Linked DNA regions of Mus musculus: region 2 is linked to region 1. A link is a loop called in an ENCODE intact Hi-C map of the cell type or tissue named here. Cell type or tissue: left cerebral cortex. All regions are shown on one strand. Each heading gives the region's core, and the rest is flanking DNA. Links, peaks and the distances in the headings are about the cores only. Region 1 holds the start of Aym1 (activator of yeast meiotic promoters 1). Region 2 holds the start of Gm13821 (a long non-coding RNA gene).

Region 1 (16,140 bases), core at 4,455-12,454:
TAGTTCCCTGACAGCTACAGGCTGGGGGGAGAGCAGGGATTGGGAGGGGGCATGTTTTAGGATGATGTGTGCTCCATTAACTCTTCGTGCTCCAGGAGGATGTGAAGTGGAAATTTGAAGCCCACTTCTTTCCCACCAGGGGCATCGGCTGAGAGCAGAGAGCAGCATTTACTTATTCCCTGAACTACCTGAGCACAGCAACAAGCTCAGTGGAGAATGACCCCGTGCAGTGCGCGTGCTCCTCTCTCTAAGAGATAATGGAACTAGAGCATCCTCAGAAAGTTCTGTGAGAGCACGGGGCTTCATTGCTAGACAGGGAGGGGTGTGTAGACTCACAAGGTTAGCATTTCCTTCTCAGCCCACCCTGGTCCACAGTTCAGTTGCCCTGGCATTTCTGAGTGGTGTCCTCTGTCTTGGTCTCAGTGCTCTGCCCCCCACCCCTGCAGTGGCTTCTCCGGGTGAGGGCAGGAGGACACCCAGGCACTGTTCCCAAAGCTTCTGCAGGACGCAGGAGCTGCTCAGCCAGCAGCTGCCCCTCTGCCGGGCACACAGCTCCGGGGGGGGGGGGGTTGCAGGGGGAGGGGGCGGTGCTGGCAGCTCTGGAGCTGGAGCAGGGAAGAGGGGACCAGTCCTGCTCTAGCTCAGAGCCCTTAGGGAGATTCCCTCCCATCCCACCCCCCACCCCAAGGCCCAGAGGGAAGATCTGCAGCCTTTGAGCACTCCAGTCCCTTATCCCACCCCTACCCTCTTCAGCCTCTCACTCCAGCAACCTGTGTGTGTGAGCTCACATGTGTTTCCTCCGGCATCTGTTACATGGGCCTGGGCAGCATTTTCTGAGCCCACTTCCAGCTTCTTTACTCACAGATTCCAAATATTTGTGCCAACCGTGGGCCACGCATGGCCAAGCCCAATGGCACGCAGGTGAAAGAGAAGGTAGAAGTTGCTTCTAAATTTACACCAAACTTCCAAACTACCTGCTTGTGTCCCGGGCACCCTTTGTCCTTATGGCCTGCCCAGGCTCTAGGGTATAAAAGACCTGTAAAAAGCGATAGCTGCCCCCAGCATCCTTACAGACCCCGCCCCCTGGCTTCCCTTAGCCGGCTGCAATCCCAGAGCTGCCCCTGCTCCAGCTTGCAGGACATCTCAAGGACCCAGTGACATTGCATGGGTGGTTGGTTAGTGTGTTTTCTAGATACCATTCCACGACCCAGCACCCTGGGTTCCTCTCTGCATCCCTGCTGAATTCTGCAGGCCTCCCCACTGGTGAGCCCGCCTCACAGCCCAGTTTGCTGTTTACTGACCTTATTATCTCTGGTAGAGGTGAGAGAGTTTGTAGGCTTGCGCCGCACACACCCGGACGTGTCCAAGACCCTTGCATAAAAAAGACTGCATTCAGAGCCCTGGGAGAATTCAGAAGGGTCCAGAGGGATGGCTGAGCATGCAGACACCGCTGCTAATGGAGAAGGAGCAGGAGTTCCAGTTCAACAGGGACACGGGACACGACTCGGCAGTCATGTGCTCACATCTATCACGTCTGCTAATGAGCTTTCCTGCCCAGGGCTGGGGCTCCATAATAGAGCTCTGAAGACAGCTCCAACCAGAGTTCCAGACCTCGGCTGTGAGCCCTGGCCCCCACTGTACCACCATCCAGAGTAAAAAACTCGACCCAAGGTTTCCCGCCACATCAGAGAAGGGAGGTGCCTCGACTCTCTTCCCCAGTGCCCTTTAGGAAGAGAGGCAGGACACCCTGTTGTTGGTTTCTCTGGTGTCGGACACCAGCAGACACCGTCGTATGCATCACACATGGGGGAAAAGTCTGGGGAGGAGAATGGGAGATTCCTATGCGCACACATGGATGAAGAGATTCTGTCCCACTGTACCTCCTGAGACTGGGTCTGAGAGTCACCACCCTAGACCCAGACATGCCAGGACCCACTGCCCCATGCTCTCCCCTCTCCCTGCCCAGGCTCTTGGGCTCCCTCTCCAATGCCATCATAAGCATAGCAGAGGAGCTTGGAGGGAGAGGGACGCCCCATTCTGGGGCCTTGTAAAGCTGCTGCATCCCATGTCTGGAAGCAAGCATGGCTGCCCTGCCCTCTCGTTCCCCCACACCCCCTTCCAGCCCATCTGCATACTCATGCTCCCACCCTAACTCTCTCAGCTCAAACTGCACCTAGTAAGGCCTGCATCATAGGACCCACACCAGCCTCACCTCCCTAGTGCGAGCGGTTCCTCCCCCCTCGAGTAAAAGAACTCGCCTCTCTCTGCTGGGAAAGACAAAGACACTTGGCATCTCAGGGGACCTCAGCCACAGTGCTTGTCCCAGTCTCCCTCCCATGTGGCAGTGGCACCTGACCCCCTTCTGTGGACTGCATCCCCCCCCCCCCCCCCCGCCCAGAGTTCTCAAACTTACACCATAGTGAGTTGCCACACCCTGCTGCCATCCCTGCCCTCAGGCGCAGGCTCACACCACAAAACAATACAATAAAACTCACAAAACAACACAAAAGTGGTACCAGTCACATGTGCAGCCCTTTTCCTTCATGTAACATAGAAGCTTAGACGGTCCCCACGGCCCTTCCGGGTTCTTAGAGCCTGTGGCTCACTCAGCAGTAAGGGTTCGTCAGAGCCTTCAAAGCTCAGTTTAAAAGTCAGCTCCTCCAAGGGGTCCCTGTGAGTCTTTCTGTCATTCTGAGCCTGTCCTGCTTTTCTAAACAGTGTGCTCGTGCACAGTTTGTCCTGACATATTGTGTCTCCCCCTACCATTTTAAAAATCTCTCTAAATGGGAGTGACCTAAACGTACTACTAGTCAGAGGTCAGAGACTAGCACCATGGATTAAACAGCAGTGAGACCTAACCACATGTTGTGTACAAAAAGGCAGACTTTCAATACTGAAACACAAGCTAAAGGTAAAGTGGTGGAGAAAGGCGCCGGTTTTGCTCACACAAATCAAAAAGTAAGCCAAGCAGCTGCAGATCCATCAAGCAAAGCAGCCATCACGGTGAGGAAAAGGATTTGTGGACAAACAGGTTCCACCTTTGGCTCGGTGGGCCAGTCCTCAAAGCCATAGCGTCCCCGGCATCCACGCAGCTGGGCTCCCTGACGAGAGGGTCTCATATCGGAGGAGGCGAAACCAGGTAGATTTGCAGAAGCGGGCAAATTCTCTACTGCAGTTGGAGACTCAGCCCTCCCTTCTTACTGATAAATGCAGAAGACAGAAAGGCAGGAGAACCTCAGAGACAGGCAGAGCCTCCCCAGTCGCCACCCGCCAGCGTCAGCATCCCACACAGCCCTGCAGTGAGCAACAGGAGAATCTACATCAAGAGCATATGAAACATTACCGGGAAAAGGCACCGCGCATGCGCGCAGCTGGAAAGGCGCGACTCAAATCACCAGGGTCAGCCTCTGCCACGGGAAATGAGTTCAAGAGACGGATTGGGAAGCTGCTGTGCCTTCCTGACTCGGCCTTGACAGTCCCACTGCCCCCTTGGTCACATTCTATTGACCTCTCGGGCAGCCAGGATTCCTGGAGGAAGATGGCAGCTGGGTGGGGGCTATTTGGAGGTGAGAGCACCTGGAAATTCCTCGGGAATCATCATCTTCCGTTTCTCTGGACAGTGGCTGAGCGCCAGGCCCTATGCTGGCGTTGGCTCTAGCCACCGACAAGCTCACTGAGTCACTGGAGCCGGTCCCCACTGGCTTCCCTCTTTCTCTCCAAAATGTTTCCCACCCAAGCCTTGAGTTCTCTCTCTAGCACAGTGCGCCTGCGACCCTTTCTGTGCTGGGGCCAGTGTCCCCTGTGTGTGCTATCCTCTAGACACACGTGTGGCTAAGGTCACTTGAAATGAGGCTCAGGTGCCTAAGGAACTGTAGTTTATGTAAAGTTTGGACGCACGGGTCTGGAGGGACATGCTGACCCCGCCCCGTGGAGTTTCGAACCCCGCCCCCACGCTCCAGGGCCCCCATGCTCAACTCCCCGGTTTCCTGATAATGACCTACAACACTCATCATGGCAGGCCCCCTTCCATCACCTGTCCTGGCCACTGTCAGTCACACTGGTTTGCGGAAACAGGCACTAGCTCCCCCCTCCACCCAGAACATTCTTCCTACATACACACAACCCCGGTCTTTTTTTCTCTCTCTTTTTTTCCTTCCCCCCCCCCCTCTTTTTTTTTAAATCTCACTATTTGATTCCCAAGCCAGGTTTCACTTCTGGGCTTCTGTAAGGGGATCTTCAGACTTGGACATCACTGAGCAGCAGGAGGGCAGAGGCACTAGTCTGGCCCGAGGGGATGCAGGGACAAATTCCCCCGCTTCAGCCACTCTCACCTACTCACAACCTCAAGCTTTCATATCTGTAAAATGGGGGTAAGAAACACCCGGCCTCTTTGTCGGGAGGCCGACCTTGTGAACTATAGACACAAATCAAAAGAGCGAGTGAGGCACACGGGGTGGAGGGTGGAGAGTGGGAGGTTAAGAGGTTGTGCAGACCAGGTGTGGCCCTTGTAATAATCCCACAGTTGCGGAGCTGAGGGCTTTACTTTGAGTTGTGGAGAGGGTAAAGCCAAGTTCACTCACAGCAGAGTTAGAAAAAGGGGGTGGGGGACAGAGAGCACCAAAACATCACCTGAGCTCTGGGCTGTGTGTTGTTGCAAATCCTCTGGAGTCAAAGGGTCCAGGGTCTATGCACTCAATAGTGGATGGTGGTGTGGCGCAGGGACTGGCAGAGGTGGTAACCTTCACCAGAAACATTATTTCTTCATCCTGCTGGACTCTGAGACTGGCCAACCCTCCCTGGGTGAATCAGAGATTGGGCTGTTTGCCCTGCACCTCTGAGAGGGTGCACTCCAGAAGCGGCCGAGGTAGGCAGGTGCACCAGGCACACAATGAGGACCCTGTAGGAGGCAGAAGGCTATGGTAGGTGCAGGTGGTCTGTGCCTCCCCACCCCCACCCCCTCAACGCCCCGTGCAGGCTTGAGTGGTGCACAGGACATACACTATGAGACCAAGGAGCAGAGAGAAAGAGGTGTGCTGGCTCTGGGCCAAACCTCCACCAGAAGTGTACAGGAGGAAGGTGGGAGGGCTCAGCATGGTTCCCGCCCATCTATCTGCAGGTCCTGGTGGACACTTAAGGAGATTGGCAAAATGGCAGCTACTGTCACTGGGTTGTATCCTGCCTCGTTCCCAGAAGGGGTATTTTGGGTTTGCATTGTACTTTTCCTGTATACTGTTTTGAAGAAAAAAATAATAATAATGGGAAACCCGACAGTCCTCTTTCGTTAGAGAAGATTGTAGAGTTGAGTATGCATTTAGAGTTTTCTTCGGACAGTTTTCCAATGCTTGGAAAACAAAAGGGGTCACTGGGAGGAGAAAAAAGTTCAGGCTTGATGGATGAGAGCAGGATTTCACTGCATGATGAGAGTGGGAAGCAAACTAGACTGGAAGATAAACTGCCCCCGCCCCACCCTGCCCTGCCCTGCTTCTAGGGACCTGGAAGAGCAGGAAATGGCATGGGTTAATGTGCAGCAGAGCGCACCACAAAAGAATTCGCCTGGACCTACACAGGCACCTTCAGGCTTCCCCGGTCTTTGTGCAGCATATGCCTGATAACAATGGTGGACAGGCTTATTAGGACTTTACCTGACTACCGATAGGAATGTTAGATTTAAAGTATTTTTAAAGAGGCTGTGGTATTGTATGGCTTACATCCCTCCTTTGTCAGAGAAATGCTAAAATAGCTGGGCTGCGCAGCATAGGGTGATCCTCCCAAGCTTGGAAGGGACCTGTGTCAGCTGTTCTAGAAGTTGCTAGGCAGTCACAATGGTTGTCATGGTGGAGGCACAAAGCAACAAAGCTAGTACAATGTAATCTAGCAAGGGGAATCAATGTTACTAAAGACAGGCTGCCTGGGGAGGGGCGTTATGCCAACTTACAAGAACAAATCAGATTTGATGATGGTGTAATTCAACAGTGCCATTTCACCACTTTAAGAGTTTAGGATTTGATTGGGTAACTTGGGGGGCGGGCAATGGGGGGGGGGAATCTACTTCCTTTACTAAAATATGGGATTCTGGAAGAGCCTTTACAGAATCCGTACAGAGGTTGAGTTCAGCTGTGAATAGAGCCATAACAGACCCTGAAACCTTACAAGTCATTGATAGAAATAGTGGTGTTGGAGAATGCCAACACCGAATATAAGAGAGCAATCAGACCATGGGAAGCACATGGAGCTCCCTGTAGATGAGTGGACAAGGGAGACAAGCAGCATCCGGTCTCAGGAGCATAATGCAAAGATCATAGGGCAAACCGTAGCTAGAAATATCAAAAATCAAAATGCTCAGTGTTTTAAATGTGGTGAATTGTTGGTCATTTCCAAAGAAATTGTAAGGCTAAAAGATTCAAAGCTCAAAATAACAGGTGCATTGACTCTAGAAGAGAACACGGTGATCCAAGAAGAGAACAAGCCGACTCTGGCCACTTTGAGCCACAGAGTCCAGGGTATGGCAGCCGCTGTGGAAATGGCAAACGTTGGTCAACGGATTGCCAGTCAAAGAGAGACATACGTAGTAACGTCTTGCCATGGTGGGGTAGAGGGGAGAATCGAGGGTCTCGCAGCCCCTGAGGTCAGTCAGGAGGTATCAGGAATGCAAGAAACTCAAAATTGGGTTATTTCTGATCCTATGCATGTTACAGAAGGAAGTGCAGTTTTGGGTCTGGCCACAGATAGCACTCTTACATTACTCCCCAAAGTGGAACATTACAAGTTAAACCTCTGGTGTGTATGCTCTCTTACCTTCAGGGACAGTGGGGATAATCTTGGGAAGAAGTGAATTAACTTCTCAAGGATGTATTGTGCATCCAGGTATAGTAGATGGGGCTAGCAAGACATAAAAATTATTTATACATGTGACAAAGGAGCTGCAACTCAATGCAGGGGACAGGAATTGCCCAACTGGTGTCCCCTTACATCAGGACAAGGCCGCTCCAGTAGAAAGAACAGGGGCTTTTGGGAGCACCGGGAAACTAGAAACATGGCAAACAGAGACCCAAATTAATAATGGCACAAATGAATGATGTGGACATAGAAGGTTTAGTGGATACAGGAGCTGATGTTAGTACACTTAGAATCCAGATTGGACACTTCAGGAGGTTGACACACAATGTATAGGAATTGGTAAATTATCACAAATAAGACAAAGCATCCAATGGACTACCCTGTGTGGGACCAGAAGGATAAATGGGGAAGTTGAGACCTTCTGTGGCTGACATACCCACAAATTTATGGGGAAGGGATCTTTTACAACAATTGGGAGTATTCATCAAATTAATATTCCTGCAATTTGGGGGGGGGGAGGACAGCAAATAAGGAAATTAAAGTTGATATGGTAGATGCTCCCTGGGAAGGTATTGAGGCAGGTGAGAGAGAACACTCGCAAGCTGAGTCAAGAAAAACCAGGATGTCACAGGGATTGCATTTCCAAATTTATGAAAGGGGCCACTGCTGACATTCCAACAGCCTTGCCCCTAAAAATGATTATCAAACTAGCCTCTCTGGCAAGAGCGGTGGCCCATAACAAAAGAAATGTCGCAGGCACTTGAACAACTGGTGCAAGAACAGCTGGAGGCTCAACATATAGAAGAGTCTACCAGACCGTGGCGTTCCCCTGTGTGTGTTGTAAAAAAAAAAAATCTTCACTATGCTGCCTGCCTTTGAGAGCAGCTCACCCAAGAACTGCTGCTGGTGAGGTTCCTGCAGCAATCTGCCCACTGCCAAGACCTCCCCTCAGGCCAATTGTCGAGCCTTCAGGAATTGAAAGGCAATTGCTGGCTCAGGTCTGGTGTCGCCTGCCTGGAGGACCGGTCTGCAGCTGCTGAGTCGTATTTGGTGTTTGCTAAGGGACTGAACTGCTGCCAAAGAAGATCGAGCTGGCCCCCAAAGAACTGCTGCTGAACAGGTCCACTTCCCCCCTATCCCAGCAACTTTTCTCTTCCACTGCCTCTGCTGGGGGGTGGGGTGGGGGGGCTAGAGGAGAGATTCAACACTTATTAATAGTAGTTGCAAACATTTTTTTTTTTTTTTTTGCCTGCCTCAGGATCACTACATGTCTAAGCATCTGGACACCCCTCTGATGCCACAGTCTGACTCTGGGGACCATGTGGGGGGGGGGAGGAGGCGGGGGGGGGGGTAAGGGAGAGGATGCTTCTGAGACCAGAAGTGCTAGCTATGGACAGCAACCTATGGCCTTCTCAGCTGCTGGGTCAGGGAGCCTGGCTGGGCTCCCTACTCCCAGGGTCCACTATGTGTCCCCTTGCCTGGCAGCTGTGCCCTCTCTCCTGGACAAACAAATCTGCAGCTGGGACCAAATGTCTCCCTCCCTTGAGCTTGAATGACCGATTTCCCCACCCCCACCCCCACCCCCGGGAGTCTGAAAACACAGGGCTATTGTTCTGGAGGAGTTTTCCCCGGTGTGAACCAGCAAAGCACTTGTAGCTGTTGGTTCCTCCACCTTCTCCCGCCCCCGCCCGTGGAGGAACCAACCCTCAGTCCAGGGAGACCCCTGCCCGGTCCATCCTAGTCCCAGCCCTGCTGCATGTTTGGGTTTGGGGTCCAAAGAATGAACAAAAGTATACAGTCTCAAAGACCTCGGATGTGCCACTGCCTCTCTCTGGGCCCCAGAATCCCATCTGTGTAAAAAAGGATGCTCTACTGTCCCAGGCTTGGGGAGAACAATGACTGATATAACTGTGGACCATACTAGGGGGGGGGGGGCTTTCTGGCAGCACAGATGTCTTTGAGTCACCTATCTTCATGCACGTATCCCTCCGTCCCTCACCTCCACTTCTGAGAAAAACCTCTCAATAAATTGGTTCACCAAACTGCACTGGGCCGGGAGGGGAGCGTTATTTCCCTTGACGAGCGAGCGTCCTGGCCCTTTGCAGAGCATGGTCCCGGCTGGGCTAATTTATGCCCTTTGCCTGCCTGAGCGTCCAATCGACCCCTAGTAACCGGCTGCTCTGCCCACACATGGCCTGGAGGAGGCACTAGAGTCTATGTACACAGTCCTGAGATGGCCAGAATGGGTCACGGGCGGGGCTCCATCTATGTGGCTGCAGGAAAGCCCTCATCCCAGTTGAGTAAGGCTAGCTTCTGGGTGCAACTGTTTAGGGGAGGAGCACCCGCACCCTATAGCCTTCCCCTGGAAAGGAATTTTAGAGAAAAATCTGCCGTGGGTGCTCCATTCCTGCTCTTGCCCACACCCCTTGCAACTACAAGAGGTATCAGAATGAATCATTGGTCCATCGTCACGGCCCAGGGCTGGGTCGGGATGCCCTCTGCAGCGAGGCACCCCTCTCAGAGATAGGCACACACAGCGCATGTGTGTCTGGTGGGGCTTTAAAAGGCAGAGTCTGCGCAGAGTTCGGACATCAGTCACTGACTCTCTCCAGCGAGGCCAAATAAGTTCTCTTCGGAAAAATAATTGCCAGGAACAGAGCATTGCATTCCTCAGGTGGGGAATCTGGCATCGCTTATACCAGCTTCTTTTCCACACGCTGCGCTGCGTAACAAGTCACAGGGAGTGGAGAGAGGCAAGAGGTTTTAGCCACGGTGCGAGCATCCTAGGAGGCTAGGCCAGGCATTGCCAGGTGCCGCGGTAAACTCAACCATGGAACAGGAGGGATTCTCCCAGCTACTGTCCTGTCCGGCTCAACGCAAAATAGGTTCAGACCATACCTGAAGTCCTTCAGGAGGAATCCAGTCAAGCAATTTGCTCACGCAAATTTGCATATAAAAAATGAGGCGATTCTGGACTTGAGGGCAATTTCGGATTCGGCTATTTGGAAAGACTGCACAACGGAATAACATCAGACTGTCACTTCGTCTCCCGGGAACAGGCTTGTCATAGTGAGGCTGCCCTAAGACATTCCCCCCCCACCCCCACCCCGATCCCGAGGACATTTTCCCAGAGGCACCTGACAGACATCTGTTGTGACAAAATGCTAGTGAGAACCAGCTACAAGACCAAGGGACTTAGTAGTTCATGGCGCCCAGGGCATTCTTCGGAGGGGCAGAGCTTAGAGGAGGCATTCTGCACAGGGGGCGGGGCTTAGAGAGAGGGCTGGGGCTCCCAGGGAGAGATATAGAGCGGCTGGGAAGAGTAGCTAGACTGACTCTGAATCCTCACCTCATGGCGTCTACACATCGGCTGTTTAGTGCTGCCCCATCCCCTGTTCTCCCCTCCAAGTCCCCCATGGATCGAGCAAGTGGAACGCAGGTGTCCAGGCTGAACTGAGTCCTACATGGTACAGACATCCGAAGTCCAAGGAGTCGGAGTTACTTCCTTCCTGTTCTGTTCCTTCTTCAGCCACCGCGCCATGCTAGACACTTTGCTATGTTGGAGGCAGGAAGACGCAAAAGACCTCTTGTCTTCGAGGCTCTTGTCTTCAGACTGGAAGTCACAGGTCAGCAGGGACAGACCCAGGTTTAGGACAGACTCGGGAGACTGCAGAGCGAGGAATCCACACAAGTGCGGTGGGGATAGGGATCCCTTCCTATGCTTCTAAAAGTCAACTGACAGTCAGCCTTTGGTGGGCTGCACGCCCACATCTTGTCTGGTCTAGAAACAGGTTTAAACTAGACAGTGACGCGATTCCCCCCAGGGTAGTCACAGGTAGATCCCCCATGCCCCCGCGCCCCCGTGGTCATTCTTTTTGCTGGGAGGGCAGAGGGCATGGGCACGGTGAGGTCATCACTGATAGCGGCTGATAGACCTCTTGTGTGATCCAGACAACATGGTGTTAGCATTGCCTCTGGAATGCTTCGGATCACCATTCCCAATCCCGTGTCCTACTCATGGGTGGAGGGATCTGGGCCCTGCACCATCGCTGCTGCGCAGGTCCTATCTCTTCCTCATGACTCAGGCTTTGCCTGGGCTCAGCCCCGGGGCAGCCTGTTTAGGTCCAATGAGTATCTGCCAAATGCTCACATGGGAGGGCCTCTCTCAGATGTGGGAAGAGTTCTTACTCAGAGGGACACTCAAGCCCCTTGGGACCCACACGGTAGAAGTTAGGGGTAACTGCTGGGGCTCTGCTGCAGGGTCAGGAGCAAGGGGCAGGGCTCCTGCAGACAGCACCATGCCCCTCCCCCTCCCCACTAGCTCCCAAGGTCTGGTCACACCTAGACAAGAGTTTTCCGGGCCCTGGTCACCCCTCTGTTAAACTGGGCCTGCTGGGAATCCCTCCGGGCCTGGATGCTGACACCTCACTGTCCCGAAGCAGCACACGTGTATGTGCCTCAGGAGCACTAGTGAACCCAAGAGTGATCAGCTAGTCCTCTGCAGGGAGCACGGGGAGAGTGGCCACATTTCTAGTTTATCCTTGAACTCCTGTCTCCACTGCTCAGCTTGGCAATCGCTACCCTCTCTATTGCTTGGACTTACTTCAGTCATTACCCAGTTTTCAGTTAATCCAGACACCAGTGGACAGCCTTGATCACACTAACCGCCCTTTAAGTTTCCCATACAGGGAGATGCCGTCGGTGCCTAGATCCACAATTCGAAAACACAGAGGACGTTCATAGAGGGCTCTCAAGCTTCTAATCTCAATCTGCCTCGGGGCCTGCACCCCGTACTCTGAGCCCAAATAGTGTCCGCCACAGTTGGAATTCAACGCTGCTAGAATTGATACGGAGGATTCGGGGGCCCTGGGGAGTGGAGGAGGGTAGGTTTGAGGGGGCGATTGCTGCAGCTTTTGTGTTGAGGGTTGGTCTAATGATGCTTGTATTATGTTAATCTAACTAAGTCTTTCAAAATGCAGGAGAAACCGCAGGGAAGGAACCCTACCCTCGGTTGGTTTTGATTGGTAAATAAAGTTGCTGGCGGCCAATGGCTGGGCAAAGACAAGGGCAGGGCTTTTAGGAGTCCCCGGCAAGTTGGGGGATGAGGATGAAGGGTGGGAACGGGGACAGAGAGCACAGCCTTCATGTAAGAGCTGGGACTCAGCCCAAGAGGGCTGCACATCTGGGTTTGGGGCGGCCAAGATGGAATACAGGTTTTAGTTAAAATTTGGGATTATCGGAAGGTGGATTAGCCACGTGGAGGTTAGGGAGTGGCGCAGCCTTTGAATATGTCGAATCAAAAGGCTGAGGGTGCATCTCTTGTTAGGGAATAGAAAGCATTGGGGTGGGTAGCAGGAACTCGACGCCGCCCCCGCCGCCCCCGCCGCCCCCACCGCCGGGATCTTATTGAGTGGTGTTAACTGGGTGCTGCTACACTCTTGTCTTTTGTTTGCGGGTTTCCGACTCCCGATGAGAGCAAGAGTAAGCAATGTCTTGCTAAAGGCTTTCAACTGACTCTCAGACCCTGGGAGGGTCTGAGAACCTAGGGGAAAGAGCGGGTGACCGCACGTCACACCCCAAAACCTCGGCTGGTACCCTAACATCTAGAACTTCTTACTTGTGCCTGTGATTCCAGAGGTCAGACAGTGGGTGCAATCGTCACTCAGGTGCAATACCAGGGATGGGAAGTCGTGGGTCGAGACTGTACCCAGGGCAGTCAGTGTGCATCCTCCAGAGACTGAGGGGGTGGGGGGTGGGGCTTGTGTAGTCAGAGGGAAAGGAAGGGCGTGCAGAAGTCTGGCTCTTACACTGCTTCAGAAACCCTGGTGTGGGGCTTGTGTGCCTTAGGCTTGTGTTCTCAGAGCATCAACCTCCTTCCTTGCTCCGCTACTGAGACCCAATCTTTCCTCTGCCTCAGGGATTTTCAAAGCCCCGGGTCATGTTTGGCAGCCATCTTTCTGTACAGCACAGAGGATTTAGGTCTTGGTTTTGAGTGTGACTCACGGGAAGAACTCTCACAGGAAAGGACGTGGCTGGCACAGCCTTGAACATGGGGACAGTGTTCTAGCAGATGCCAGGTGGTGGGCGAGAATCTCCACACTGTCAGGTCTGCGGGCTCCAAGATTTAGGGTGTGAGGAGTTCCGGGGTCAGGGCTGAGGACTGACAGTGGAGAGATGCGTGACCCTGGCTGAGCTCCACCCCTCACTCGCCCACACTGGAGTCTGGAATCTGCATCCCTCTGAGACTCAGGATGCAGCCTGTAGGCATCCACGCCCTCTGGGGGAGGGGCACGGCTCTAGACAGCTATGGGCGTGTGCCTGGACACCAAGTATACCCATTCCATTCTATGAGAACTTCCCACTCTCTTCCGATTTGATTCGATATCCAGTGCAAACACTGGCAGGTCCCTGCTTGCTACGCATGTCCACCTCCAAGTCCCAACCACAGACTTGAGAGGATTTTGGAGAAGTTGTCTTCACTGCTACACCTACATTTAGCATCTTAATGGTAGGGAAATGTGTGGGATTGGCATGAAAATCCAAAATTTTCTGAGTACCTGCTAGCATCATGCTAGTTGCTAAGCAAGAACTCAGTTTGCTCAGCGTGGGATTCATTGCATCCTAAGGCCAGTGCACAGTAAGGGGTCCACACTTAGAGGAATGGACCCAGCAGTGGTCAGGAGAGAAGGGTGTCTATATTCCTCCATGTTCTTAGAGATGTCTGCGACAGAATATAGAAGACAAGTAGAAAAACCATGGGTGCAATGCAGTCAGTGTCATGGACAGAAAGTTCTAGAGACTGATGGTCTTGCGGAGAAACAGCAGGATATAGACATCCCTTCCCGGTCACAGCTATAGAACTGGACTGATGGGAAACTACAGAGACCAGAGACCTCCATCCATCCCTACTGCAGGGTGGAGAAGTCCTGGCCCTCGATGAGGACTGCAGGTGTGAGGGGACAGACACTGGTAGTGCCTTGGGGTGAATAGTGTGGAATAACACCGTCCATGGAGCAGCAGGCCCTTAGCTCTCTCCGCCATCTCCCCCGCTCTTGGTCTCTGTGGCCACCTCATCAACACTACTACTCCGAAAATTCAGTAGATCGATTGGCAACAGTGAAGACTCAGAAAGAACCCGTCTGCGTGTCAGCTTCCTCTGCCCTGCCCCTTCCCTCGTCTCCCCACTTGTGGCTCCTCTTTCTCAGTTTTTGATTTTTTTTGTTGTTGTTTTTTGTTTTTTTTTGGGTTTGTTTGGTTGGTTTTTTTTTTTTTTTTTTTTTTTTGGTTTTTCGAGACAGGGTTTCTCTGTATAGCTCTGGCTGTCCTGGAAGTCACTTTGTAGACCAGGCTGGCCTCGAACTCAGAAATTTGCCTGCCTCCGCCTCCCAAGAGCTGGGATTAAAGGCGTGCACCACCACGTCCTGCTCTTTCTCACATTTTTGACTCTCGTCATGAGGGATCTTGTCCATCCAGACACTTGACCTCCTGGGAAGGCAGCAGGTTCACTGTGTCTGCAGAGACCCTCAGACTCTTGCTGGGTAGTGCCCTGGTTTCAGGTGCCAAGCTACAACACTGAATAGGAGCCAGGCAGGGACCCTTTATGGGGACAGGGGCAGGACAGCTTGAGGTGTCACCACTTATGTAAAGGTTCAGGAGAGGGCCTGGGCCACTGGGTGCTCAGCATAAGCGCAAGTGTGTTCAACCTTCCAGATAGGGAGGTAATTGTGAGTCTCGGCCACCTCTTGCTGGAGACGGCAAAGAGTAGGAGGTGAGGAGTGGTGAAAGGTAGGAAGAAAGTGTGATGAGGGTGTGGTGAGCAGAGGCAAAAGGCTACCACGCCCCCCACCTCTTCCTTGGCTTTCAATTTGAGGACACCAAGATCAATGAAAGAGGCACCGCGGCTGCTTTTGGGTCAAGGCGGGAAAGGTCACGATCATAGGGAAGTCCATGAAGTGAATGCCTGTCCTGAGAAAGCCCCCTCCAGCACAGAGACTTGTTTCTGGTTAGAGAGACAGGCGGGCTGGGAGGAGCGGGGATCAGAAATAAAATGCGTCCTTGGGGAAACACAAAGAGCTGGCCCCTATTTAAGTGCAGGCTTCAGGATGGCCCCTGTGGAGGACACTGCATGGCGTCGCCCAGTATCATTCGGCCTCCTGCCCCAGAGACCCAGCTTCGTGGGACTCGGCTTCCCCACCCCAGCATCCTTACAGAGGCCCCTTCCACTGCTTCAGGTTCACTGACAGGGCTGCCCCAGGAGAGCCCAGGCAACCGCACTGTTGGAGGACAGTCATGCTCTTCCCACACACAATACCTTAGCAAAGGATCACAAGACAGAACTTGGTGGCTGCTGGATGTTGAGTAAAAGGACCTCTGAGGAGCCTTCTGGAACTACACAGGCTCCCAGCCAGCCTCCCTCTCCTCCTCTTCCTCCCCCTCCTCCTCTTCCTCCCTCCTCCCTGGTCACTGCATCTCCCCTGGCACCCTGCAACTGTCTGTGCTGCTGCAAACTCCTATAATGAGTAGCAGCACCTTAGGAGGTCAGTGACCTGCATCCATGGCACTCGCTCACAGCCACTTGGCTTTAAAGTAAGGTTTGCACTGGTTAGACTGGCCACACTGAGTGGACATTTAGGGTATAATGTTGCGTTTCATCCTTTCATATTTACTGTTGCTCACGTGTCTATAGTGAGTGTAAATTTCTGGGAGGCAAGCCTCAGGCCCAGCGAGCCTCCTCTGAGGTCCCCCAAACTATTTCAGTTTCAGGTCAAAACTATGACAAACTCTTCATTCCCCAGCCAAGTGTAGATCTGCACACATCTCCCCCACGACAGCAACCAACACCGCAGGAAAGCTGAATTGCAGCCCTAACACAGCTGAAAACACTTGTCGAAACCTGACATCACTAAGAGCGATTTAGACTCGGAGGCGTTCCCAAAGGAGAATCTGAGATGTCAGAGTGGGACGGCCATGGGGTGGGGTGGCGACAGAATCCCTGCTTTGGGGGCACGGCCAGGACTGTGCTAGAGAGTCATCGCCATCAAGTTAGTAGGGACATCTGATGGCCGAGGGATGTGACAGGAGCAGGGTGTGGATGGTTCAGAAGAAACCTTGAGTGCGGGAGCCAGTGGTTACAGAACGAACTTCACAGAGATGCTCTGCCCCTGGCTGTGCAGGGCAGAGGCCATATGAGAGTCCTCGAGTGAGTTCAGGGGGTCAGGGGGCAGGAGGCAGGAGGAACATCCTCAGAGCAGGTACAGATGTTCCCAGCCAAGCTTCATATCAAGTGTCTGGTCTGGAGACACC
Region 2 (16,140 bases), core at 5,332-13,331, 1.5 Mb before region 1:
TCATCTCTTCCTAGATTCTCTTTCCACCCATCCCCCATGTGCCTGGTAGCTTACTTATCATTACGTATCTTTACCACGGGTTTGACTTGATGCTTGTTCATGTATTTCTGCTGACTATGACTTGGCACTGAGTGATGTATAAGCTCTTTCCTCTGCTGGGTCAAATCTGCTGTTTAGGGAAGTCATAGACTGAACCATGTTCTCCAGTGTTCATGTCAAATGTTCGGTATTAGTGACCAGGCCTTTATTTGAGAATCGGTTCCTGTACTGGCTAGAAAGGAGCTTTAGTTGGGGAAGTGCCTCCATGAGATCCAGCTGTGGGGCATTTTCTAGGTTGGTGATCAAGTCAAGCCGGGGGGGGGGGGGGGGCGGGTTTGGCAGTGTGGGTGGGGCCATCCCTGGGTTGGTTGTCTTGGGTTCCATAAGAGAACAAGCTGAGCAAGCCAGGGGAAGCAAGCCAGTAAGTAACATCCTTCCATGTCCTCTGCATCAGCTCTTGCCTCCTGACCTGCTTGAGTTCCAGTCCTGACTTCCTTTGGTGATGAACAGCAGTGTGGGAAGTGTAAGCTTAATAAACCCTTTCCTCCCCAACTTGCTTCTTGATGGTGATGTTTGTGCAGGAGTAGAAACCCTGACTGAGACAGTTCCCTTTTATTGTGGTGAGCTTCTCCTGCAATGGTGTGCACTCTATTTGAATGACCATCACTCAGAGGACAAGAAAGTGTGACCAGAGAGACACGGAAGCAGCAGGGACACGTGGTGACAGTCGGGTAGTAGAGCGGTACACCTGGAAGCCAAGGTCAGCCAGGGACTTCAGCAGGAGCCATGAGGAGGCAGACAAAGACATGTGTCAGCTTTCATTCAGAGACCGGGCACAGACGGCTCTGCCTTTAAGCAGACAGGTTCCTTCTGACGACCTTCATGTGGGCATGTCTGTCTGTCCTCCATAACCTCTCTGCATGTGTATGGCCTGAAGATTGTCCCCTACAGAGACTGTGCCAATCAAGACCAGCTACACCCATCTCCTTGTTCACTTGTAAGCCATAAACTCTGGTCCCTCGTGTATCTTTAGGTGATAACCCTGCCTCCTTGGCAGCCACGAGCTCCTCCTCCCCGTTCAACTCTAAATTGTAAACACGTGAAGCTTCCAGGGCGCTGCGGTTTCTCCAGCCTAGAGCTTAGACCCCTCAGCTTCCCCACCCCATAACTGTGTTTGTCTTTTCTGCACTCTCTCTCTCTGCCACAACCAGGCCCATCCCAGGAACTGTGCGCGGAAATGGCGCAGGAGCATGCGCTCAGCGATTCAGACTTTAGAGTGTTAGCCTAATTCTTTGAAAGCAATCTCAATCGCCATAACAGCTGCTGTCTAGTAAGTCTTATGACCAGACTTCTTTAGGGATTGTATATACGTATGTATGTACATCTGTCTGTCTGTCTGTCTGTCTGTATGCATGTATGTATATGTGTATATGTGTGTATATGTATGTGTCTGTGTGTTTGTATATGCATCTCTGTGTGTGTCTGTATGTCTGTATATTCATCTGTGTATCTGTCTGTGTGTTGGCCTGTGTTGAAAGGTCTCAAGAGCACCTGTACTTTTGTAATTCTCTAGGGACTGGACACAGAAGTACTCAGACAAATGGGTGATTTGCAAGAATGGAGACACTTTAAGCAAAATGCAGAGAGGGAAAGGGGGCACCTGCATAGAGTCTAGGGGACTAGTACAGATCTCCACACACTTGCCCAGTCGGTCACCTTCGAATCTGTTTCTTCGAGTGTCAAAATGTATTATAGAGAAGCGTACTGGGGCCTCAGTTATCTGGACACTGGAAGGGGACAGTGGGCTTAAGGGACTAGTAACCTGGTACCCTCTTCACCAGACATGCTTAAATTCTAGTGTGTCGGGGGAAAAAAAAACCAGTCAGGTGACCACCTTGGTGTCGCCCAACTGGCTTGGAACCCAGGACATTCTGACCAACTGCCCAGGTGACAGTTGCATAAATAATGAGCTCTGCCTGAACTGGCCAGAGCTAGAGGAGCACTGTGAAGAAGCAGCTCCTGGGAGGAGCTCCTGTGCTGGGGCGGGGTCATTCAGGGAAAGCAGCCTGGACACAGGGAGGCTGAGAAGGGGCTGTGGCTACACCACTCTGCATGTGGAGCCTGCTGCTCGAGTTCTGGCTCATTAGGGACTCGGCTGCTACTGTGCCAGAGGCCTCTGCTGAACTGGGGTAGACAGTAGGATGGCCTTGCCGGCCGCCTCCTGGTCTGTCTTGGATTCCCCTGACAAGGATGCAGAGCCTCTTGCGGCACTACAGTAGCTGCATGTATTCTCCCCTTAGAATGTCTTAGCATCTTTGCATCTTGTGCCCCTGAGCCTCAACGCTTAGACAGCATATTCCAAACAGGAGCACGGATGTCCAGGGGAGCCTCCCAGATACCCTTTTCTTCTGTTGTCCCCCACTGCCTCGGGGGCGAGTTGAACCATGGCTGCATCGGGAAGAGGGCCTCCCAGTGTATGGCAAACTTAAACCACTCAAGGGGCAGAGTCTGGAATCATTTTTAGAGAGAAAAGGCAATAGTGATCGGCACAGATCCCAGGCAGGTGCCTGCCGGCCTCAATTAGAAGCCTCGGGGCCTGGGAAAGGGATTTGGTGTTCTCATCTTAGATAGTTCTCGCCTTACTTACCAGAACGCTCCTTTGGTTACCTACTATTCTCAGGGTATAAAGCTTAGTCTATTGATTGCACATAGTCTGAAGGAAAACGGAACGGTGCTTCCTGCCTGTGCCTGAGCAGCCTGTGCTACATGTCTGGAGAGAGCCAGATATGTGAGGGTGTTTCCTGTAGCCAGAAAACTCGGGGGGTGGGGAGGGGGGGCATTTGGTAGGTTCAGAGTTCACATGAGCATGGTATCGTGGAGTTCCCCAGGAGGAATTGTCGTCAGCCCCGTGACCCCCACATCAGCCCTGTGCGGCAAGTAGAACATTATGTATCTGACAGTCCATGAAGTGACGTGCCCAGAGTCACACAGGTCTTGTGGACCAGATAGAAGACATGTCCTTGGCTCCCTGGGGACACAGAGCATAAACCAGAGTCCATGATGATGTTGTGGACTCCCCCACCCCCACCCCATCCCCAAGGGCTCCCCTCATACTCCTTTTCCGTAAAGGTTTGGTGGCCACAAGCCAGTTTATCCCCTGTGGTCACTTTTCTGACACCTCCTGCTTTTTTAAAAACCAGAAGGTCAGAAGGATCGTGAGGTCCCGATTTCACAGACCTGTATCAAGATCAAGCAAGGTTTTTTTTGTTTTTTGTTTTTTGTTTTTTTGCCCTTCTGCTCCGTGGGAGGCTCGAGAATGGATGAATGAGATTCCCACTGTCCCTATCCAATGAAACCACAGCCAAGGGAACAGGCTTGGTGGAATCAGCGGGGAAAGATGACCCCGAGAGCTTGAGCTTGACTTTAGTCTGGCACGGTGAAGAGACATGAGAGGTGTAGAATAAGAGGGAGGGCCCCTCCCACCCCCACCCCCTGGCATTTGGCTACCTTAAGAGAGTCACATTTCTTCACATTGACCTTCAGAGCACTGGGCAGAAATCACATCGAGTCAACACCCGCCGTGGGCCTTCGCGATGCTTTGGGGTTTTTTGGTTTTGTTTTTCTCAAGACAGGGTTTTCTCTGTGTAGTCCTGGCTGTCCTAGAACTCTCTGTGTAGACCAGGCTGGCCTGGAACTCAGAAATCCGCCTGCCTCTGCTTCCCGAGTGCGATGCTTTGTTTTAATTACACAGTCGGATTCCCCTGGTCAGCGCCAGTTCTAAGTCAGCAGCTGGGTGAGGTGCCTCTGGGGGAAAACCACGGCTCTGGGGGGCGAACCGCTTGGGAACTCTCAACCAAACTCTGCCCTGCACAGCCAGGGGCAGAGCGCCTCTGTGAAGTTCCTTCCATAGCCACTGGCTCCCGCACTCCAGGTTTCTTCTGAACCTGCTCCTGTCACATCCCTCGGCCATCAGATGTCCCTACTAACTTGATGGCGATGACTCTCCAGCACAGTCCTGGCTGCGCCCCCAAAGCAGCCCCATGGCCGTCCCACTCTGACATCTCAGATTCTCTCTTCGGAACGCCTCCGAGTCTAAATCGCTCTTAGTGATGTCAGGTTTCGACAAGTGTTTTCAGCTGTGTTAGGGCTGCAATTCAGCTTTCCTGCGGTGTTGGTGTTGGTGTTGGTGTTGGTTGCTGTCGTGGGGGAGATGTGTGCAGGCTTCCCTTCAGATCTACGCTTGGCGGGGTGGGGTGGGGTGATGAAGAGCTTGTCATGGTTTCGAAATGAAACTGGTGGACCTCAGAGGAGGCTCGCTGGGCCTGAGGCTTGCCTCCTAGAAATTTACACTCACTATAGACATGTGAGCAACAGTAAATATGAAAGGATGAAACGCAACATTATACCCTAAATGTCCACTCAGTGTGGCCAGTCTAACCAGTGCAAACCTTACTTTAAAGCCAAGTGGCTGTGAGCGAGCGCCATGGATGCAGGTCATTGACCTCATTATAGGAGTTTGCAGCAGCACAGACAGTTGCAGGGTGCCGGGGGAGATGCAGTGACCAGGGAGGAGGGAGGAGGGAGGAAGAGGAGGAGGAGGAGTGGGAGGAAGAGGAGGAGAGGGAGGCTGGCTGGGAGCCTGTGTAGTTCCAGAAGGCTCCTCAGAGGTCCTTTTACTCAACATCCAGCAGCCACCAAGTTCTGTCTTGTGATCCTTTGCTAAGGTATTGTGTGTGGGAAGAGCATGACTGTCCTCCAACAGTGCGGTTGCCTGGGCTCTCCTGGGGCAGCCCTGTCAGTGAACCTGAAGCAGTGGAAGGGGCCTCTGTAATGATGCTGGGGTGGGGAAGCCGAGTCCCACGAAGCTGGGTCTCTGGGGCAGGAGGCCGAACGATACTGGGCGACGCCATGCAGTGTCCTCCACAGGGGCCATCCTGAAGCCTGCACTTAAATAGGGGCCAGCTCTTTGTGTTTCCCCAAGGACGCATTTTATTTCTGATCCCCGCTCCTCCCATCCCGCCTGTCTCTCTAACCAGAAACAAGTCTCTGTGCTGGAGGGGGCTTTCTCAGGACAGGCATTCACTTCATGGACTTCCCTATGATCGTGACCTTTCCCGCCTTGACCCAAAAGCAGCCACGGTGCCTCTTTCATTGATCTTGGTGTCCTCAAATTGAAAGCCAAGGAAGAGGTGGGGGGCGTGGTAGCCTTTTGCCTCTGCTCACCACACCCTCATCACACTTTCTTCCTACCTTTCACCACTCCTCACCTCCCACTCTTTGCCGTCTCCAGCAAGAGGTGGCCGAGACTCACGATTACCTCCCTATCTGGAAGGTTGAACACACTTGCGCTTATGCTGAGCACCCGGTGGCCCAGGCCCTCTCCTGAACCTTTACATAAATGGTGACACCTCACAGCTGTCCTGCCCCTGTCCCCATAAAGAGTCCCTGCCTGGCTCCTATTCAGTGTTGTAGCCTGGCACCTGAAACCAGGGCACTGCCCAGCAAGAGTCTGAGGGTCTCTGCAGACACAGTGAACCTGCTGCCTTCCCAGGAGGTCAAGTGTCTGGATGGACCAGATCCCTCACGACGAGAGTCAAAAATGTGAGTGGGGACTCCTTTCGAGATGAGGGAAGGTCAGGGCAGAGAAAGCTGACACGCAGACGGGTTCTTTGAGTCTTCACTGTTGCCAAGTGATCTACTGAATTTTCAGAGTAGTAGTGTTGATGAGGTGGCCACAGGGACCAAGAGCAGGGGGAGATGGCAGAGAGAGCTAAGGGCCTGCTGCTCCGTGGACGGTGTTATTCCACACTATTCACCCCAAGGCACTACCAGTGTCTGTCCCCTCACACCTGCAGTCCTCATCGAGGGCCTGGACTTATCCACCCTGCAGTAGGGATGGATGGAGGTCTCTGGTCTCTGTAGTTTCCCATCAGTCCAGTTCTATAGCTGTGACCGGGAAGGGATGTCTATATCCTGCTGTTTCTCTGCAAGACCATCAGTCTCTAGAACTTTCTGTCCATGACACTGACTGCATTGCACCCATGGCCTTTCTACTTGTCTTCTATATTCCGTCACAGACATCTCTAAGAACATGGAGGAATATAGACACCCTCCTCTCCTGACCATTGCTGGGTCCATTCCTCTAAGTGTGGACCCCTTGCTGTGCACCGGCTTTAGGATGCAATGAATCCCACGCTGAGCAACCTGAGTTGTTGCTTAGCAACTAGCATGATGTTAGTAGGTACTCAGAAAAATTTGGATTTTTCATGCCCAGCCTACCATTAAGATGCTAAATGTAAGTGTAGCAGTGAAGACAACTTCTCCAAAAACCTCTCAAGTCTGTGGTTAGGACTTGGAGGTGGACATGTGTAGCAAGCAGGGACCTGCCAGTGTTTGCACTGGATATCGAATCAAACGGGAAGAGAGTGGGAAGTTCTCACATCAGAGAATGGAATGGGCGTACTTGGTGTCCAGGCACGCCCCGGGCTGTCTAGAGCCGTGCCCCCCCCACCCCCCCGAGGGCGTGGATACCTACAGGCTGCATCCTGGGTCTCAGAAGGATGCAGATTCCAGACTCTTCCTTGGGCGAGTGAGGGGTGGAGCTCAGCCAGGGTCACGCATCTCTCCCCTGTCAGTCCTCAGCCCTGACCCCGGAACTCCTCACACTCTGAATCCTGGAGCCAGCAGACCTGATGGTGCCATGTGGAGATTCTCACCCGACACCTGACATCTGCTAGAACACTGTCCCCATGTTCAAGGCTGTGCCAGCCAGGCCCTTTCCTGTGAGAGTCCTTCCACTGAGTCACATCCAAAACCAAGACCTGAATCCTGCGTGCTGTACAAAAAGATGGCTGCCAAACATGACCTGGGGCTTTGAAAATCCCTGAGGCAGAGGAAAGATCTGGCCCCCTGGGAAAGATTGGGTCTTAGTAGCAGAGCAAGGAAGGAGGTTGATGCTCTGAGAACACAAGCCTAAGGCACACAAGCCCCACACCAGGGTTTCTGAAGCAGTGTAAAAGCCGGACTTCTGCACGCCCTTCCTTTCCCTCTGACTACACAACACCCCCCCCCCCCCCAGTCTCTGGAGGATGCACACTGACTGCCCTGGGCACAGTCTCAACCCACGGCTTCCCATCCCTAGTATTGCACCTGAGTGACGACGCCCACTGTTTCTGGAAATCAGACCTGCCCTGTCAGCAGTCTGACCTCTGGAATCACAGGCACAAGTAGGAAGTTCTAGACCTTTGGGTTCCAACCGAGGTCTTGGGGTGTGACATGCAGTCACCTGCTATTTCCCCTAGGTTCTCAGACCCTTCTGGAGTCAGAGTTGAAAGCCTTCAGCAAGACATTGCTTACCTTGCTCTCATTGGGAGTCAGAAACCCGCAAACACAAGGGCTGCAGCAATCGCCCCTCAAACCTACCCTCCTCCACTCCCCAGGTCCCCCGAATCCTCCATATCAATTCTAGCAGCGTTGAATTCCAACTGTGGCGAACACTATTTGGGCTCAGAGTACGGGGTGCAGGCCCCGAGGCAGATTGAGATTAGAAGCTTGAGAGCCCTCTATGAACGTCCTCTGTGTTTTCGAATTGTGGATCTAGACACCGACGGCATCTCCCTGTATGGGAAACTTAAAGGGCGGTTGGTGTGATCACGGGGGTGGGGGTGGGGGGGTGGGGGTGGGGGGGGGGCTTGGCTGTCCACTGGCTTCTGGATTAACTGAAAACTGAGTAATGACTGAAGTAGGTCTGAGCGATAGAAGGGTAGCGATTGCCAAGCTGAGTAGTGGAGACAGGAGTTCAAGGATAAACTAGAAATGTGGCCCCTCTCCCCGTGCTCCCTGCAGAGAACTAGCTGATCACTCTTGTGTTCACTAGTGCTCCTGAGGCACATACACGTGTGCTGCTTTGGGATAGTGAGGTGTCAGCATCCAGGCCTGGAGGGATTCCCAGCAGGCCCACAGTTTAACAGAGGGGTGACCAGGGCCCGGAAAACTCTTGTCTAGGTGTGACCAGGAGCTGGTGGGGAGAGGGAGGGGCATGGTGCTGTCTGCAGGAGGCCTGCCCCTTGCTCCTGATCCTGCAGCAGAGCCCCAGCAGTTACCCCTAACTTTTACGGTGTGGGTGCCAAGGGGCTTGAGTGTCCCTCTGAGTAAGAACTCTTCCCACATCTGAGAGAGGCCCTCTTATGTGAGCATTTGGCAGATACTCATTGGACCTAAGCAGGCTGCCCCCGGGGCTGAGCCCAGGCAAAGCCTGAGTCATGAGGAAGAGATAGGACCTGCACAGCAGCGACTGTGCAGGGCCCAGATTCCTCCGCCCATGAGTAGGACACGGGATTGGGAATGGTGATCCGAAGCATTCCAGAGGCAATGCTAACACCATGTTGTCTGGATCACACAAGAGGTCTATCAGCCGCTATCAGTGATGATCTCACCATGCCCATGCCCTCTGCCCTCCCAGCAAAAAGAATGACCACGGGGGCGGCGGGGGCATGGGGGATCTACCTGTGACTACCCTGGGGGAATCCCGTCACTGTCTAGTTTAAACCTGTTTCTAGACCAGACAAGATGTGGGCGTGCAACCCACCAAAGGCTGACTGTCAGTTGACTTTTAGAAGCATAGGAAGGGATCCCTATCCCCACCGCACTTGTGTGGATTCCTCGCTCTGCAGTCTCCCGAGTCTGTTCTAAACCTGGGTCTGTCCCTGCTGACCTGTGACTTCCAGTCTGAAGACAAGAGGCTCGAAGACAAGAGGTCTTTTGCGTCTTCCTGACTCCAACATAGCAAAGTGTCTAGCATGGTGCGGTGGCTGAAGAAGGAACAGAACAGGAAGGAAGTAACTCCGACTCCTTGGACTTCGGATGTCTGTACCATGTAGGACTCATTTCAGCCTGGACACCTGTGTTCCACTTGCTCCCTCCATGACGGGTGGGAGGGTTGCAGGATGGGGAGAAGGGCGGGGCGGGAGGGTGGGGAAGCACAAAACCAGCCACTGTGTAGACACCATGGCTGAACTCAGGTGAGAATTCAGACTCAGTCTAGCTGCTGATGTGACCCTCTTTCCAGCCGCTCTATATCTCTCCCTGGGAGCCCCAGCCCTCTCTCTAAGCCCCGCCCCCTGTGCAGAATGCCTCCTCTAAGCTCTGCCCCTCTGAGGAATGCCCTGGGCACCATGCACTCCTATGCCCCTTGGTCTTGTAGCTGGTTCTCACTAGCATTTTTGTCACAGCAGATGTTCGTCAGGTGCCTCTGGGCAAATGTCCTCAAGCTCGGGGATGCGTGGGTCAGTCTATGACAAGCTTGCTCCTGGAAGGTGGAGTTACAATGTGACACTTTTCAATTGTTCAGTCTCTTGCTTTCCCTGTGTTTGTGTGTGTAATGATGGCATTCTGGTTCATGGGGGTGGGGCGGGGCAGGGTAAACCTATAGTTTAGTTCCTCAGCCCCTCCACGCCCCCAGGTATCATTTCAAGTGACCTTAGCCACAAGTGTGTCTAGAGAACAACATACACATGGGACAGTGGCCCCAACACAGAAAGGGTCGCAGGCGCACTGTGCTAGAGAGAGAACTCAAGACTTGGGTGGGAAACATTTTGGAGAGAAGGAAGCCAGTGGGGACCGGCTCCAGTGACTCAGTGAGCTTGTCGGTGGCTAGAGCCAACGCCAGCATAGGGCCTGGCGCTCAGCCACTGTCCCGAGAAACGGGAGATGATGATTCCCGAGGTATTTCCAGGTGCTCTCACCTCCAAATAGCCCCCACCAGCTGCCATCTTCCTCCAGGAATCCTGGCTGCCCGAGAGGTCAATAGAATGTGACCAAGGCGGCAGTGGGACTGTCAAGGCCGAGTCAGGAAGGCACAGCAGCTTCCCAATCCCTCCTGTGGCAGAGGCTGACCCTGGTGATTTGAGTCTCGCATTTCCAGCTGCGCGCATGCGAGGTGCCTGTTTTCCGATAATGTTTCATATGCTCTTGATGTAGATTCTCCTGTTGCTCACTGCAGGGCTGTGTGGGATGCTGACGCTGGCGGGTGGCGGCCTGGGAGGCTCTGCCTGCCTCTGAGGTTCTCCTGCCTTTCTGTCTTCTGGATTTATCAGTAAGAAGGGAGGGCTGAGTCTCCAAATGCAGTAGAGAATTTACTGATTCTGCAAATCTACCTGGTTTCGCCTCCTCCGATATGAGACCCTCTCATCAGGGAGCCCAGCAGCGTGGATGCCGGGGACGCTATGGCTTTGAGGACTGGCCCACCGAGCCAAAAGTGGAACCTGTTTGTCCACAAATCCTTTTCCTCACCGTGATGGCTGCTTTGCTTGATGGATCTGCAGCTGCTTGGCTTACTTTTTGATTTGTGTGAGCAAAACCGGCACCTTTCTCCACCACTTTACCTTTAGCTTGTGTTTCCGTATTGAAAGTCAGCCTTTTTGTACACAACATGTGGTTAGGTCTCACTGCTGTTTAATTCATGGAGCTAGTCTCTGACCTCTGACTAGTACATTTAGGCCACTCCCATTTAGAGAGATTTTTCAAATGGGAAGGGGAGACACAATATGTCAGGACAAACTGTCCATAGCTACAGTGCACGAGCACACCATTTAGAAAAGCAGGACAGGCTCAGAATGACAGAAAGACGCACAGGGACCCCTTGGAGGAAGCTGACTTTTAAACTGAGCTTTGAAGGCTCTGACGAACCCTTACTGCTGAGTGAACCACAGGCTCTAAGAACCTGGAAGGGCCGTGGGGACCGTCTAAGCCTCTATGTTACATGAAGGAAAAGGGCTGCACATGTGACTGGTACCACTTTTATGTTGTTTTGTGAGTTTTATTGTATTGTTTTGTGGTGTTTGCCTGTGCCTGAGGGCAGGGATGGCAGCAGGGTGTAGCAACTCGCTATGGTGTGAGTTGGAGAACTCTGGGGGAGGGGGGAAATGCAGTCCACAGAAGTGGGTCAGTTGCCACTGCCACATGGGAGGGAGACTGGGACAAGCACTGTGGCTGAGGCCCCCTGAGATGCCAAGTGTCTTTGTCTTTCCCAGCAGAGAGAGGCTAGTTCTTTTATTCAAGGGGGGAGGAACCGCTTGCCCTAGGGAGGTGAGGCTGGTGTGGGTCCTATGATGCAGGCCTTACAAGGAGCAGTTTGAGCCTAGAGAGTTAGGGTGGGAGCATGAGTATGCAGATGGGCTGGAAGGGGGTGTGGGGGAATGAGAGGGCAGGGCAGCCATGCTTGCTTCCAGACATGGGATGTAGCAGCTTTACAAGGCCCCAGAATGGGGCATCCCTCTCCCTCCAAGCTCTTCTGCTATGTTTATGATAGCATTGGAGAGGGAGCCCGAGAGCCTGGGCAGGGAGAGGGGAGAGCATGGGGCAGTGGGTCCTGGCATGTCTGGGTCTAGGGTGGTGACTCTCAGACCCAGTCTCAGGAGGTACGGTGGGACAGAATCTCTTCATCCATGTGTGCGCATAGGAATCTCCCATTCTCCTCCCCAGACTTTTCCCCCATGTGTGATGCATACGACGGTGTCTGCTGGTGTCTGACACCAGAGAAACCAACAACAGGGTGTCCTGCCTCTCTTCCTAGAGGGCATTGGGGAAGAGAGTCGAGGCACCTCCCTTCTCTGATGTGGCGGGAAACCTTGGGTCGAGTTTTTTACTCTGGATGGTGGTACAGTGGGGGCCAGGGCTCACAGCCGAGGTCTGGAACTCTGATTGGAGCTGTCTTCAGAGCTCTATTATGGAGCCCCAGCCCTGGGCAGGAAAGCTCATTAGCAGACGTAATAGATGTGAGCACGTGACTGCTGAGTCTGGTCCCCTATCCATTGGACTGGAACTCCTGCTCCTTCTCCATTAGCAGCAGTGTCTGCAAGTTCGGCCATCCCTCTGGACCCTTCTGAGTTCTCCCGGGGCTCTGAATGCAGTCTTTTTTATGCAAGGATCTTGGACACGCAAGGGTGTGTGCGGCGCAAGCCTACAAACTCTCTCACCTCTACCAGAGATAATAAGGTCAGTAAACAGCAAACTGGGCTGTGAGGCGGGCTCACCAGTGGGGAGGCCTGCAGAATTCAGCAGGGACGCAGAGAGGAACCCAGGGTGCTGGGTTGTGGAGTGGTATCCAGAAAACACACTAACCAACCACCCATGCAATGTCACTGGGTCCTTGAGATGTCCTGCAAGCTGGAGCAGGGGCAGCTCTGGGATTGCAGTCGTCTAAGGGAAGCCAGTGGCTGGGGGTCTGTAAGGATGCTGGGAGCAGCTATCGCTTTTTACAGGTCTTTTATACCCTAGAGCCCAGGCAGGCCATAAGGACAAAGGGTGCCCGGGACACAAGCAGGTAGTTTGGAAGTTTGGTGTAAAGAAGCAACATCTACCTTCTCTTTCAACTGTGTGCCATTGGGCTTGGCCATGCATAGCCCACAGTTGGCACAAATATTTGGAACCTGTGAGTAAAGAAGCTGGAGGTGGGCTCAGAACGTGCTGCCCAGGCCCATGTAACAGATGCCCGAGGAACCACAAGTGCGCGTGTGCACACACACAGGTTGCTGGAATGAGAGGCCAGGAGGCACTGGAGTGCTCAAAGGCTGCAGATCTTCCTTCTGGGCCTTGGGGTGTGGGATGGGGTGGGGGGAATCTCCCTGAGGGCTCTAAGCTAGAGCAGGACTGGTCCCCTCTTCCCTGTTCCAGCTCCAGAGCTGTCAGCACCGCCCCCTCACCCCCTTTGCAGGAGCAGTGTGCCTCCTGCAGGAGCTTTGGGAACAGTGCCTGGGTGTCCTCCTGCCCTCACCCAGAGAAGCCACTGCAGGGTTGGGGGGCAGGGCACTGAGACTAAGACCACTCAGAGATGCAACTGAACTGCGGACCAGGGCGGGCTGAGAAGGAAAGGCTAACCCTGTGAGTCTGCACACCCCTCCCTGCCTAGGTGTCTAGCAATGAAGCCCTGTGCTCTCACAGAACTTTCTGAGGATGCTCTAGTTCCATTATCTCTTAGAGAGAGGAGCAGGCACACTGCACGGGGTCATTCTCCACTGAGCTTGTTGCTGTGCTCAGGCAGTTCAGGGAATAAGTAAATGCTGCTCTCTGCTCTCAGCCGATGCCCCTGGTGGGAAAGAAGTGGGCTTCAAATTTCCACTTCACATCCTTCTGGAGCACGAAGAGTTAATGGAGCACACATCATCCTAAGACATGTCCCCTCCCAATCCCTGCTCTCCCCCCAGCCTGCAGCTGTCAGGGAACTCAAAAAAATGATGCAGGTTGGCACACGGCCAATAAGACTCATCTGTGTATTGGCTGTGCCCTGCCCTGCTCTTCCTGGGCCACTAAATACCTTAATGTCATTTCCAGTAAATCCTTTTACTTGTACTTCAAGTTTCCATTTCCAGACAAGAGAATCCTCCAGTCAGCCCCTGGGGTCTCTCTGGACTCTTAAGTTTAAGAGTTGGACTCTGTAGGGAACCCCTCTTCCTCAGTGTGCATCCTGAGCCATGCATGGCCACTGGCCATACACTCACGCTGCTGTTAGTTGTGGGTACCGTCTTGTGGACGCTTCACGAGACAGGTTACTGCAGGACGAGGTCTTCAAGGCAGCTGTGGGCTGAGTGGTGTTCGCCAAGGAGCCTGGGTGAGAACCGATTTGCAGTGAGTGCATCACCAGGCTGAGCCATGGGGTGTTTAAGGTCAGTTCTCTCTAAAGATGTAGTTGTCCTGAATGGATTTTGTGGGTGTGGATTCCTCACTGGAGAGGTGGGCTGGTGTGAAGGCAGATTGAGCCTGGTCTCTCTTGCCTGGAGGTGCCGCTGAAGAAGTGAGCTTCAAATTTCCACTTCACATCCTTCTGGAGCATGAAGAGTTAATGGAGCACTGTGGAAGGGATGGCATGGCACAGTTCCAGCCCCAAGAGCAGACAGAGCTAGCAGGGTGTGGGCCTTTACAAGTGTTGGCCATTGGTAGGCATAAGGTTTACTTATGTAATAATGTACACAGTTAACTTTATCATTTCCTCCTTTGAGAAAATGCTCTCCCTGCCAAGGTTGATGATCCCATGAACAAAAGAAGCAGCAAGAGTCTGGGAGGTGAGTGTCTAATGGCCTTAGCAAAATGGTAAGTGCTCTTAAGGCTATGGGAAAGAACTCTGAAAACATGTGTTCAAAAACTGTGTAGGTTGGATTTCCCATCTGTGCAAGATACAAGCCCAAAATATAATTCATACAAAATGTGAATTATATGAGGGGCTTCACTGTGAGCAAGAGTCTGTAATTGCTCTCTCCTGATTTGTACTTTTGTGTGATCAAGTTTTCTGTAAACCGGTTTAATATCCTAGATAATTGATAGAATCTCCTCTTTGTGGGGTTTTTGTTTTTGTTTTTGAGGAATAATTTTTAATCCCCAACAAGGCAAAACTCTCTGCTTCATCAAACATTTCTTCTAAGAATTAGCCAGTAAGATATCATCCATATAATGATACATTTTAGAATGAGCAAACTGTTTATAACAGCTGTAGGAAATGTTAACACAGTGCCAGACTGTTTGGAAGAACTTTCCAGTGACACCGTTGACACAGGTTGACACAAGTTGAGCACTACTATAAGTATTGCCAGGAAGGCAATTTTTCCTTATCCTGTTTTTGTAAAGGTGCAGTGAAGAAGTAGTCTTGTAAATCAATCACTATAATAGATCATCCCTTAGGTAATGATGAAGGCAAGGGAATTCCAGGCTATAAAGAGCCCCATTGGCTCAATCACCTTATTTATGGCTCTAAAATCTGTTAATAGTCCCCATTTTCCAGGTTTCTTCTTAATGACAAATATAGGAGAACGCCAAAGACTGATTGGTTGTCCACTATGTTGGACGTTTTGCTGCTTCTGCAGCAGCTGTCCTAGTGCCTCTAAGTGTTCTGATGTCAAAGGCCAATGTTCCACCCACGCATGTTTGTCATCTAACCATTTTAAAGTTACGGCAGTTCGTGTCTTTGAAAGTCCAACAGCTGTTGTATCCTGCTTATATATGACATTATGGCTGTACTTGAAAATACCTTCTAGTATTATTCTCAGAAGTGTTTATTTTCTGGATTGTTTCTGAGATGAAAGGAATGTTAATCTGTATTTTCCATTGCTGCAACAAATCACTCGCCATAATTTCATGGCTACGTTAGCCACAGATGGCTTTAATTCTCCTATTTGCCTTCTGGTCCTACACACTCGACCCATCTTGCACCTCTTCATCTGAGATAAAGTTCCAACCTCCAGAAGGTGAATATGTAGCTCCTGAAGAGGCCAATCCGGATGCCAAGATTTTGGTGACATTATAGTCTCATCTGCTTCTGTGTCTACTCAATCTTCAATGCCGTTTAGCTTTGGTACCCAGTTTGTTCATAGCAGTTTACTAAACTGCTTGTTTTCTGGTCTCACCTGAATTTTTTGTTTGTTTGTTTTTATCTGCTGAAGCTGTTCTGCCATTGATTCTGTCCAGAATCGTGCTGTGTTAACAACAGGCCTTAAATCTTTTCATTGCTCTGTGTGGATGAGCTTTTCTGATGCTGACAGGGAATGATTGAAGCAAATTTGTTTACTGGGGGCTGCAGGATGCATCCTAGGATGTTTCCTGACAGCAAAAGTCCACCTTGCCTGTCCCTAGTTGATCTGAATTTGTTACTCAGTGCCAGGCTTTGCCCCACCTTGTGCATGCTCCAGAAGTCTGGGGCCTTCTTTTTGGATTGTCTGTAGAAGAAAAATTGTTTCTAGGTATGTCTTGCTTATAATCCCTTTTCAAGTGACCAAATGTTAAAACATTTGACATTTTGATTTTTCTTACAACTTTTAGATGTTGCTTTACCTATTAGAGTATCATTATAAATGTGAGATGCAATATCAGCCAAATTTCTAATCCATTCATTTATTGGTGCCAATCTTGCCTTTAAAGGCCTAATCACCCCTTCTGCATTCTGAATTAGCATTCTCAAAATGCAAAGATTCAATTCATATTCGTCTGACTTCTGAATCTGATATTATGCTATTTATCCCTGAAGTCAATCTATGCACACACACAAAAAAAAATCAGTAAAGACTTCTTTTGGGCCTTGTATAATTTTAGTAAAAGACTCAGACCTCTTTCCTGATT

What was found. Hi-C counts contacts between places; a loop is a spot of excess contacts. Peaks named below come from ENCODE experiments on the same cell type or tissue, not always from the same donor. Only the 100,000 strongest peaks of a DNase experiment are listed, where the experiment ranks them.
Region 2: it touches region 1 in a loop (29-fold over the local background); 8 of 42 quality-filtered maps call a loop at or near these places.

The regions. Positions count from the first base shown.
Region 1 is chr5:113,341,683-113,357,822 of GRCm38, reverse strand. Aym1 (activator of yeast meiotic promoters 1) reads right to left here and starts at 529. Exons shown (of 1, transcript NM_001012726.2): 1 at 2-529. The coding sequence starts at 306. The coding sequence ends at 169. It also overlaps 1700016C19Rik. In left cerebral cortex, for the core only: a CTCF peak has its summit at 9,016 (motif pointing right); a DNase peak (open chromatin) is centred at 5,799; H3K27ac peaks cover 544 bases.
Region 2 is chr5:114,839,474-114,855,613 of GRCm38, reverse strand. Gm13821 (a long non-coding RNA gene) reads left to right here and starts at 9,020. Exons shown (of 2, transcript XR_878695.3): 1 at 9,020-14,096. 4930519G04Rik (RIKEN cDNA 4930519G04 gene) reads right to left here and starts at 1,900. Exons shown (of 12, transcript NM_026263.2): 1 at 1,756-1,900. Gm46920 (a long non-coding RNA gene) reads right to left here. Exons shown (of 2, transcript XR_003955777.1): 2 at 14,456-15,374. It overlaps Mir6240 (microRNA 6240), which reads right to left and starts at 3,666; the gene lies at 3,550-3,666. It also overlaps Gm9936. In left cerebral cortex, for the core only: no CTCF peak of the experiment used is centred there; a DNase peak (open chromatin) is centred at 10,066.